Linked DNA regions of Homo sapiens: region 1 is linked to region 2. A link is a contact called in ENCODE Hi-C data. All regions are on one chromosome and are shown on one strand. Each heading gives the region's core, a stretch centred on a gene start or an enhancer-like site at or near the end of the contact. The rest is flanking DNA. Distances are from core to core; before and after follow the strand shown.

Region 1 (5,649 bases), core at 1-2,500, 6.2 Mb after region 2:
GCGGGCGGATCACGACGTCAGGAGATCGAAACCATCCTAGCTAACACGGTGAAACCCCATCTCTACTAAAAATACAAAAAATTAGCCGGGCGTGGTGGCAGGCGCCTGTAGTCCCAGCTACTCGGGAGGCTGAGGCAGGAGAATGGCGTGAACCTGGGAGGCGGAGCTTGCAGTGAGCCGAGATCGTGCCACTGCACTCCAGCCTGGGCGACAGAGCAAGACTCCGTCTCACAAAAAAAAAAAAATAAAAAATAGGGCTCTTTTTCTTTCTTTCCTATGTCAGTTTCCTATTTGTTTCCTTCCTGACATCTACCACACCATGCAATTGGGATTCATATATATATGAATTTGACTTAAATCTCATTAGGTATAGTAAATGGCATCTGTCATTTAAACTTGCATTTGATCACTAGTGAAGATTAAGCATTTTCCCAAGTAATTGTTAGTTCTTAGCATGATCTATTTTCTATATTTTGGCCAAACAAATGTTCATTTAAAGTCACTTTGTTTTAAGGATGACAGCAGGGCTGGACAGCCAAAACCCTACCCTCTCCATTTATTTTGGAGGAATTTATTTTCCCAAGGTCCTGGCAGAGATAGTGACTCACCGTGACTATCTCTGCAAAAATCATTCCAAAACCCACACCAATTCAGAGAAAAGTGCTTCATTTCGATAACATCGACTTGTGAAAACGAGCAAGAAAGTTGCATTTGAGTGGTACCAGGTTTCACCATTATGCAGTTATCGAGCAATTATTAATGGCCAACCCAATTATACGCTACAAGGAAATGACGGTCACAGGGAAGCTCAAAGCCCCGAAGCGAGGGAAGCCCTGCTCCTCACCGGCCCCTCCGCCTTTTCCAGGGCGCTCTCCGTCCCGAGGCAGGAGATGGCCTGGTTGACCCTTCGAGACAAGGCGGCAAAACCGGTGCTGGGCTTGCGGGGCAGGGAATCAAGGTTCCTCCGGTTGCTGTACCGTCCCGCCCGGCCCCTCTCCCGGGCACCGGAGAGATGACGGCTCTCTCGCGAGAGCGCGAGCAAGACCCGGCTCCGGGCGGCGGCGGGATGTTAGCCCAGCGCTGTAGACCGCGCCCCCTCTGGCGCAGCTGGGAGAGGCGCGGCGGAGGCACTGCCGGGAGCGGCCGGCGGCGCGCACGCGCAGGTGAGCGGGGCGGGCTCGGGAGCGCGCGGGCACAAGGGCGAGGGGCGGGGCCTGCGTCGCGCTGCGGGCACGTCGCCGCGCGTCTTCAGTATTTAATGTCTCTGTGTTCCACCCGCCTGGGCTAGCACGTGGGGGAGCTGCGGAAGCGCGGCGCTGCGGGCCGGGCCGCGGGGCACAGCCGGGGGCCGGCGGCGGCGCGCGGACTCCGCATCCCGCACCCCGATGGTAGCCGAGGAGCTGGTAGGTCGGGGGCAGCTGCGCCGGGGACCCCCTGCCGGAGACCCGAAGGCGGCGGGGTCGGGGCGATGGGGAGCCTGAGGTGCAGGTGCAGGGTGCGACGCGCCCTCCAGGTACCCCGGGGGCGGGACGCTCCGGACGCAGAGGTGTCCTGGGGGCTCTCGGCCGCCGCGCGCTGTCAGGCAGGCCCATCTTTCCCTCCCTCGTCTGCGCCCCCTCTCGTCCTTCCCCGCCGGTTGTCTGCCCGCGGGCTCCTGACAGATCGCGTGTGCGCGGCTCTGGGCGGCGCTCTGCGGCCGCGCCGTCCTCCCCACGCGCGTCACTGTCCTCGGGGGCGGGGGGCGAGGGCGCGACGCCCGGGTCGCCTCTCTGCACCTCAACTTAACCGGAGCGTGCACACCCGCCTGCGAGGCTGACCCGAGCGCGTCCCACCCAAGGTCGCCCAGCCCCGCGGGCGTTTACTTTTCAAAGGTCGTGTGTACACAGTCTGAGCCGGAGCTGCCCCTTCACTTCTGGAGCCTCGCCCAACTTCTCACCCTCGGCTCGCCCGCCGGCGCAGCCCCTGGGAGTTCCGTGCGGCGAGCCAGGGGAACTGGGAAGATGGGCCGGGACATCGGCCGGTTGTGATCCAACCGTGTTTCGGGCTGAGGGACCGTTCGAACCGAATTGGGGTCTGGAGGTCGGAGGCTCAGGGGCGTCTCGGGGGGAATTTGCATTCGTAGCCCCTGCAGGCGTGTCCGGAGGGGTGGAGGCCGTCCAGCCTGGGGTGTCTGCCGACCTCACGCCCGGGGGCCCCGACGGTCACGTGTCCGGCCCCGCCTGCGGCCCAGGGCCCGGGGTCTGCGATCTGGAGGGACCGCGCCAGTTTTGGGGTTACGATGTGCTAGGAGAGGCAGTGGCTGGATGCCTCGAACGCGGGCTTTCTGGCGTTCAACTCTTTTGTGCCCTAGCTGAAGGTCTTCCTGTTTCCCTTCCAGGGAGGGATAGGAGAAGAAAGGTGCTGATCGTGGTAGGCGGTGCTGTGGCGACTCGGAACGGCATGGGAGCCCTGGGCGTTTCGGGATCTTCCTCTCCTGGGGGATGTCCTGGGTGGCGGCGCCTTCCTGCCGCCGTTAACACAAACCCGGTGGACTTCGCTCCAGGTGCGAGTCGAGGCCTCTCAAGCTGGGTAGGGTGTATGCGCAGGGCAATTAGTGAGGTTAACCTGGGTATCTTTCCCCTACTGTAGTGCGCGTTACTTCGTGTTTAGATTTGTCTCCAGTGAAATCTAGGCTGCTGGACCTGGTGCAACAGTATCTGTTAGTTACTGATCAAGGAACACCGTTCACAAAAAGCTATTAATTCTGGCAACTAGTAGCCTTACAAGCTCTTGTAACTGCTAAGTCCTTCCCAAATTAGTACCTTTTTTTTTTTTAACTCTTTATTTAGAAAGCAAAGCTTGGACTCTTAGCACCACCCATCCACTTTGCTCTTAAAGGTACAGAACATCTTTGAAATGAAGAAGGCTGCCTGACTTGATCATTTATATAATTCCTCTGATCTTGGCATTGAAGTGGTTCACCTGCTGATTATTTAAGACCCTGAGCACTGGAAGCAAGTGAAGTTATGTTTTGGGAACCTTTTGACTTGTGTTGAACTTTTCTTTAACCTCTAACTAGTTTTGTAGGTTCTGCATAATTCTTGGGTGTATTCTCTTTGAAATATGGCCCTAGGTTAGAGGAGGTCCTCTGGATCCTACAGGCATGCAAATCACTAAAGCTTGAGTCCATTACTGGATTAATAGGCTCTGTCTTCATGCATGTTGTCAGATGATGGCTCAGAACTTGCAGGTAACAGATCCTAGCCAATGAGTGAGACAGGTCTAATGGATTTGTGTCTAGGTCTAGTTCCTTGTAGGAATATCTCTCCCATCTCCCAGTTGTTTCTAGGAAATGCATTCTCACTTGGCCACTGCAGGGTGACAGTGGAGGTGTCTGTTGTAAGTGGCCTGCTCAGGTGCTGAAGTCGATATGTCTCCAGTGTAAGGTTGCTGAACATCAATATTTAAAAGCAATTTATCTTGCTGCCTGGTAACCCAAATTATTCTTGAGCTTTGGACATAGGCTGGGTTGCAGCCATATTTTAGGGGAAGGCTGGTGTTAGCCTCTACAGTATTCCCTTTTCCTGTCCTAAAGACAAATGGAGATCATATTTGTGATACTGGGGACTGTGATAGGTGCTTAAGCATTGCTCTTCCCCTCTCCTCCCTGAACAATCCCTGAGACTGACTTTGTTTCTCTTGAATTACTTGAGTGACTTGAATTCTATTAAAAGCACCCCTCTCCTTAGCCTCTGACCCAGAAGCTTGTTTGGGAGGAAAAACGAATTGGTTTCCCTAAGCTTTGCTGGCTAGCCTCCTGCTCCCAGCCTGCAACATGACTTGATTGTGTGTGCATTTCAGGGCTTTGAAGAGCAGGCAGCTTGTAGCCAATGTACCCAGAGAGCTGGCCGTAGAGTTCCCCTAGGTCACTCCTTCCTAATCTTCCCTGTGAGTCTGAATGATTGGGCCTTTCTGTAGCTTGGTCTGTTTTCCTATTGTGGGGAAGTCAGTTGTTTCAGGTATGAGTTAATACCTTCAGCTTGTCATTCTCAGGCGTTTTCTTCCACTATGGGGAGGTAGTAGATCCTGTGGGCATCTTGTCCCATTGAAATCATCTCATATACTGTTTGAGAGTTGCTCATCTTTATGGTGGGGGGTGTATTTTAGTCCTAAATCTTGCTTCTTAGGGCAAGTTCTGTTTCTTCCATGTTCCTTCCTGGTGTAATACCTCAGGCAGTTTTCACTTTTATGATCATTTAACATTAAGTTCCCATCACATGTGGCATCCCACTGAAGGAACCTCCTGGCCTTGGTACCTAATTTGAAGCTTGGGCTGTGGAAAACATCATCAGTGAGCATGTTTGAAGTAGGACAGAGTCTGGCTGGAGAAACAGGTAGTGGGGGAGCTGGGAGCTAAACTTGAGAGGATGCCTCTTTCTTGATAGTTACTGTGCTAGGTGAGTTATGAGCACACTAATCCTTTAATCCTCACACCTCTGAGAACAGTGAGGGTGAAGCTGGAGGTCATTCTGGATTGTTTCAGTGGCTGTCACACAAATTCAAATTGAGGGGTAGAGGAACTAGGAAGCGTGGGTGTGGAGTTAAAACTAGGTCCTCTGGATGGCTTTTGTGAGAAGAACCAAGGAATATTCTTAAATCCCTGGGCTTTTCTCCTAATCTTTCTGCTGCTTTCTAAGTAGATTGTTAACATTGTGTGTGTTATCATTCAGCATTCTGAGAACTAGCTTTCCAGCAATAAATAGCTTTCAAGGTGTCCTTTGCCTTAACTTTTTCATTTTACTAAATGGTGCAGCCTTGTCCACATTCTGTCCGGGTCTTCACCATCTGGTTGTTTTTCCGGCTTGGTTTGATAGTTTGCAGCAGTCAGTGGTAAACATTGTGTTCCCTGTTCTGTAATGGTGGCTGGTTGTGTTCACCGAGCCAGGTGTCACTAAGGCCCAGTTGCACTTGGGAGCAAAGAAGGGCCCTGAGGTGAGTCCTGGAAGTAAAAATATGTATAACCTAGGGCTGATGAGGCTTGTTTCACTGCTGGGCTTAGCTGACAAGAGCCTGGGACTTGCTGCAGCTCTCAGAGCTGAAACCTGGCGGTGATTCTAGGCAGGCTGGTTGGCCTTCCAGATCTTGGTTTATTCAGTGGCTAAAAGAGGTTTGGTCAAAATTATCAGTATTCAGATTATGGTCCTGGGAGCCTTGGAGTTAGACCAAACGTGCCCAGGGGCCACTGGAGTGATGTGTTTGGGCTGGGGAGCACAGCTCAATGGGTAGTACATGTCAAAGACTTAAGGGGAAAAAAAACAACTCACTGTTCATCTCAAGTTCTTAGCTCTAAGGTGTGCTACTGTTCTAAATATTTTTTATTTTTAAAGATAGCTTTATTTGCCTAAATTTGTCCTGGGTGTGGGGAGTTTAGAGCTGCCTTGTCTGTAGGGTAGCTGCTAGCTGTGTGACTAATTAAACTTTTCAAAGTATTTTTAAAAAAATTTCTTAGTGACATTAGCCACATTTCAGGTTCTCAGTGGCCTCGTGTAGCTAGTGGCTGCCGTCCTGGTCAGTACAGGTCAAGAACATTTTCCATAATCGAAGAAAGTTTTGTTGGACAGCGCCGGCCTAGAAAGTTTTTTTTTCTCCAACTCTAAAAGCTTAATTGTC
Region 2 (5,551 bases), core at 1,577-4,076:
TTACAGCAGCAGAGTGACCAAAAGGAGGCGATGGAGAGCTGGACACTGATGAGGCTGGGTCACTTATGGGCATAAAAACCTGGGCCTCTGGGTTAAAGCTGTTTTTGATCTCCTTATCCAACTCACATCCATTTTCATTATTATCATCCACGTAAAGCACCTTCACTGGTCCCTTTTCACCAATTTGGTAAGAAACCTCAAATGGGTCGATCCAAACACTAAGATCCTGTGGCAGATTGCCACGAACATCATCAATGTCCAAACCACTCTCTTTGGATGCTTGTTCAATCACTGGGTCCACTTTCTCCCCTATGTGTATACATCTAAACCCCGATCCTTTGTATGGCTTTTCAGGATACCAGTGCCCTTCATATTTCTTCTTAAGAAGTCTTTCAAGTTCTTCACCAAAAATGTTGACACGTCTCCTGGGAAGCTTATTGTACAAATACGAAATAATAAAATTTAGTGCTACTTGGATTTCAAGCTGCATAGCTGCTACGCCACAAAATTAGGTTTCAACTCCCCCACCAAAAAAAAAAAAAAAAAAAAAAGATGTTCAGTTTGTGGCAGAGAAACAAATTTTCATTCAAAGTGCTGGTATTAGTAGATTATCCTTCACCTTGAGTGATCTTGTTCCTTAAAACAAAAGCAAACATATCCAAATAAGATAAATGTAATATAAGTCCCATGACCTTCCCCCCTCCAAAGTAATTTCACCTTTCAAAATGTCTAAGATCCTGTGTTAGTCTGCTAAGGATAAAAAGAAAAAGAAAATGTCTACTAGGACAGAAAGCCTGAAAACTGTTACTAGCACAAAATAAACATAAAATAGAAAATCGTTTATTAAAGTTTAAAATGACACAGGAAAATGTAGATTTACAAATGAAATAATGCTTTTAAAAACCTGTTTCTGAATAGAGTTCTAAGAAGAAAAATCTCTAGAACATGCATTCTTCTCTCCTCAGTTCTCACAAGAATATTTATTGTACTCAGCATCCTCCCCCCACCCCCATATATATAGATGCCACTTTTAGGTAGTAATTTTTATTGTTATTCACCAACTTAGAAGTGAATCCATGTTTTAGTTTACTTTGGATATATACTGTTTAAATCTGCTCTGTCACTGACATTTAAAAATTTGGTTACGTTAGGAAGATCATTTTAATTTCCATAGTACATGATGCTAAAATTAAAGACACTGAGTACTAAATGAACTTCATCCTAGTAAATAATTATGAACCAAATTATTCTATATAGTTTCGGCCTTAAGTATACTAAGAGCATACAATATAATAAAATCCAGCTTCTCTGGGCCTTTTGTTTTCAATGTGTATTTTTCTAAATCTGAAAATACCTATTCGGCAGCAAGTATAACAAAAGCAAAGACACAAATTAAAACTATTGATTATTCTGTTTAAGGCCAGGGTTTCTGAGTTTTAGTCTGATTTTAAAAAACCTCCGTCTGTCCCTCTCTCCCTCCCTCCCTCTCACGGTAACAGCCGGAGAGGCAAGTATGGTAAGGTCGACCTTTAAACGTTTGCTGGATCAGCACTGGGTGGGGATAAGAAAAGATCAAGGGCAAACAGAAGATATTTGCGAAAGGGATCTATTTGCACACTGAAGTTGATTTAAAAGTACGTTTAAAAATCAAGTTGGTCTTAATTCGTCTGTTCTATTTTCCATATTCGTGGTGACAAAGGGAAAAAGAATCTCTGGCTGCCCCCAAACTACAAACACTTTCCAAGTCAAAAGCCTGAGTGCCGGCAGAGGCAGCTGATTAAGCCCAATTGCTTGAAGGTGCAGCCGAGCGAAATTCAGGCTCGGTGGAAGGTAGTTACAAAGCAACGCCTTAAGACAGGCAGGAGTGTGAAGAATTACATAAACAGCCAGTTAGATCTCATTAGATTTCTGCTCACAGCCCTCGGAGCCCAAGCGCTACAGCAGCAGCAACAGCAAGAGGAGGTGGAGGTGGAGGAGGAAGAGAGTACGAGCCTCCTCGGAGAAGGAGGAGGAAGGCCCGGGAAATGGAAGAGCAACCTCTCCCGGCTGGGCACCCAGCACCGAGCAGGTCGGGGCGCCGGGTCAGCCGCTCCCCTCCCCCGCCGTAACCCGACCCGCTGCTCCCCGCCCCGTGGCCCCCGCCCCGGGCTCCTGGGAGCCGGCCAGAGCCTGGGGGAGCACCGGTTCCTCGGCACCATTTTCAGCCTCGCGGCCACCGGCCCCTCGAACCCCAGCGTTCCACCGCGAGCTCGTCGCTCCTCCGGGCACCCCAACCCCCCAATTCCCGTCAGCTCGCCCCGGGCCGCCCGTCCCCGGCCAACTGCCCAGGACGAGCCCGACGCGCCGGCGGCCCCTCGGAGCCGCTCCCCTCGGGTCCTGGCGCTGCCCCCTCGGCGCCCAGGGCCGCGACCCCGCCGTCCCCGAGCTCCCGAGGGCCCAGGGCTCGACGCCGCTGCAGCCCCTCCTCCGCCGCCTGGGCCCGGGGCTCCCGTCTCCTCGCCGACCCCGCCCGGCGCCCCGAGATACTTACGGGCTGCTTCGGGGCGGCTTGGACCACAGACCCGCGGCTGGGCGGGGAGCAGCGCGGCAGGGCGGGGGCGCGGGAGGGTCGGGAGCGGCGAGCTCGCCGAGTGCAAGACGTTGCCGCTGCGGGGCTGAGGACAGAGGACAGAGGCCTCGGGCAGGCCTTGGGAGATCGCCGTTAGTGGCTCGGGGTGGCGGGCACGGGGGTCAGACGAGCGCGCTCACTTCTCCACACAGCCCGGTGCCCGGCCCAGCGTCCCCGTAGTGCGCCCGCTACACGCCGGGCCAGAGCTTCGCTCCTTCTGCCGCGGCGCGCGCCCCGCCTCTCGTTTTATGGCCTCCTCCCCGCCCCCATCCCCTCCGTCGGGGTGCGCGCGCCCGCTCCGCGTCACACAGCTCCGGCGGCGCAGCCATTCCCCGCGCTCCCCGCCCGGCACCCCGGTCCCCCGCCGGCCGGCTCCGCCCCTGCCCTGCCCCCCGACGCCATTGGCCAAGTCCCGCCTGCCCCTGTCCGGACGCGCGGCGGACGCAGGGGTGGGGAAGCCGCACCCTCCGGGCTCCAGGAGGGCCAATGAACCGACGATCGGAGCACTGGGGACGGAATGAAGAGAACGTCTGGAAAGGGACTGTGGGGGCAGACGTGCCAATGAGAGAGAAAGGGGTGGGGTAGGGCGGCTGACGCCCGGTTTAGGCGGAGAGCGCCGGGCAGAGGGGGAGGGGGACGAAGCTGGTGGCGAAGCGGCTCAGGAGAACCGGGGCTGGAGGAGCGGCAAGAGTACCCAGAAAGTGCCCTCTCCGCGGGGGTCTGCGGCCAAGGAGGATCCTGCTCGTGGAATAGCTACCAAATCGGCCTCCAGCCCACCCCAGGGGCGGGGTAGAGAAAGGGCAAACTGTGACCGGGACTTGTGCACCCGATTAATTGAATATTAATCACCCCAAGGCCTAGGCCAACCGCCACCCAGAGAGTGGCAGCTGCAGAACCCAAAGACGTGGAGCCGGGCTGGGGGTGGGGAAGGGAGGCCGCCACAGCTCCCGCCCCGCCGGCAGTTTAACTGCTTCCGCAGCCTCAGGCCTCCCGGTGCGACCCCGGCTGCGACTCGGATCCGTTTATTCCAAATGTCCCAGCCCACGCCGTGCCCAGAGTGTGGCGACACGAGGCCAAACTGCGTATGTATCTGTGTCCATGTCTACACACACACGCATGCGTGCATTTCTAGGGCTTGCTGGATCGCAGGTGCACAGAATAAACGCGGTGCCTGCTTGTAAAGCGCGTTTAAGATCATTCTTGGCTGAAATATGTGCGGGTACCTAGGGAGTGGGGTAAGAGAGGGACTCGTGGTGGGGGGCGGGTAAGTGCCTTTTTCACAACCTGCCCCAGAGAAATACACGAAATTACATCGGGAGTGGAATCGAGCGTCCCTCTCAGCTAAAAATATTACTCACAGGTAGCAACGACGCCTGATTGGCTGCGCTGGTCCCTTCGCAACGAGGCGATTGGCTGCCTGGTATCCAGGAGACCGACGTCAAACTCGGACTGGGAAAAGGGGAAAGTCTGGGGGGAGCGAAGGAGGGGACGGGGAGAAAGAAGCAATGAATGAAACGCCCATCGCCTGGCCTTCCCCTTTCCCCTTTCCCCTCTCCTCTCCATTCTTGGAGCACTTCCTGGAAAAACACCAGTTGGGGCGCCGCCTTCCCCTCCAAACGTTGGGGCCTGCACTCTCAACCTGCTATAAGGAAGTTAAACCGCAGCTCACCGAGGAGTAGGGTGTCTACGGGGCGGGCCCGTGTAGACCAGCTGTGCTCCTCGGGCACAAACCCGCCGTACATGCCAGGCCTAGAAGCTTTTGGCTTTGTGGACGCAAAATCTGGTTGGAGCCGCCTTCTCCACCCTGACTCTCCCGCCTCTCCTTTTTAGAAGGAACCGCACTGAGAAAGGGTATTTCTGAAGGCTCAATGCGTAGGAGAAGGGGTGGGAAGATGGGTTTGTGGAATGGGCTGAGGGTGGGGAGTGGTCAGGTGACTGATTTCATGTTTATTGTACAGATTCCTAAAACATAGTTTTACTAAGTGACTCCTTAAATTCTGATTAATGTGATTTTTTTTTTTTTTTGAGTGTTTGGGTTTTTTAGTTGCAAACAGGAGTGGAATTGAAATGTGAAAGTATGGCAAAACTGTGAAAGCATTTAAATTAAAATGTCCCTTCCTCTGCATTGAAATGTCATCAAAGCGTCAAATATAAATGATTTGTTCAGTTTTCTTTTTTTATTTGTTTGTTTTTGGTTTTCTGTAATGACAAGTCCATCTGTAATAAAAGTGAGTTATTTTTAGTTTTCTAATTAAGCACAGAAATTTCAAGAAACTAGACAGGATATCCTTGGAATGCCTTACCAAAAGAAACACTTCATTTTTCACGTGTTCTAGAAGCACAACTTCTTTTACCATTAGGCAAATAATGGTACTGTACCAAACATCTAGAACTGCGGGACCATGTGTCTTGATTAGTAATTTTATATTGGGGGGGCATATTAGGCATGGCTGAGACTAAAATGTCTAAAGATAGATGAATTGTAATTTTGTCAAACTTATCTGTACTTTTCAATAATTCTCTAAAGAGAAGGGACAAGTTCTCTTTTCTGAATGTCTTCAATCTGTAATTCCAGATTTGAAATATGAGAGCAGTCATCTGATAGGTACTGATTAAATATCAGTAGCATTAAAAGCATTTTTAAGTCAGAAATGTAGATGTCAAAAATTTATGAGTTATTGCTGCTTGGCCTAGGAGTGTAAGAAGATGTCTGACCAAATATAAACACACACACACACACCACACAAACAACACACACGGAGGCCCCATGGCATACTGGAAAAAGCAATGAAGGGTGGGTACTGGGAGGTCTGAGTTTCACACCAGTTTCAATAAACTTTTAGTTTTCTCACCTATAAAAAGGGTTGAATTAGATCATATCTAATGTCTCCTTCAATTAAAAAAAAATTCCACACTTGGCTGGGAGCAGTGGCTTACGCCTGT

Evidence for each region. A loop is a pair of places that touch in the nucleus more often than their neighbours do. Pooled maps may share reads with other maps.
Region 1: a map of naive thymus-derived CD4-positive, alpha-beta T cell shows a loop between it and region 2 (22-fold over the local background). The contact joins the promoter of AKAP1 here to the promoter of TOB1 in region 2. A Hi-C loop is called at or near these places in 1 of 168 maps with a recorded cell type or tissue (naive thymus-derived CD4-positive, alpha-beta T cell), 1 of 37 single-sample maps with no recorded cell type and 9 of 50 pooled maps.

Annotation. Positions count from the first base shown.
Region 1 is chr17:57,083,996-57,089,644 of GRCh38, forward strand. It overlaps AKAP1 (A-kinase anchoring protein 1), which reads left to right and starts at 1,251. Exons shown (of 11, transcript NM_003488.4): 1 at 1,251-1,403. It overlaps AKAP1-DT (AKAP1 divergent transcript), which reads right to left and starts at 1,043. Exons shown (of 3, transcript NR_186437.1): 1 at 845-1,043. RefSeq lists enhancers at 708-787, 1,827-2,329 and silencers at 1,008-1,587, 1,628-1,927, 2,208-2,297.
Region 2 is chr17:50,863,528-50,869,078 of GRCh38, forward strand. It overlaps TOB1 (transducer of ERBB2, 1), which reads right to left and starts at 2,827. Exons shown (of 2, transcript NM_005749.4): 1 at 2,531-2,827; 2 at 1-636. The coding sequence starts at 490. TOB1-AS1 (TOB1 antisense RNA 1) reads left to right here and starts at 3,152. Exons shown (of 2, transcript NR_038458.1): 1 at 3,152-3,690; 2 at 3,969-4,844. RefSeq lists an enhancer at 1,443-1,492 and silencers at 2,033-2,642, 2,653-3,162.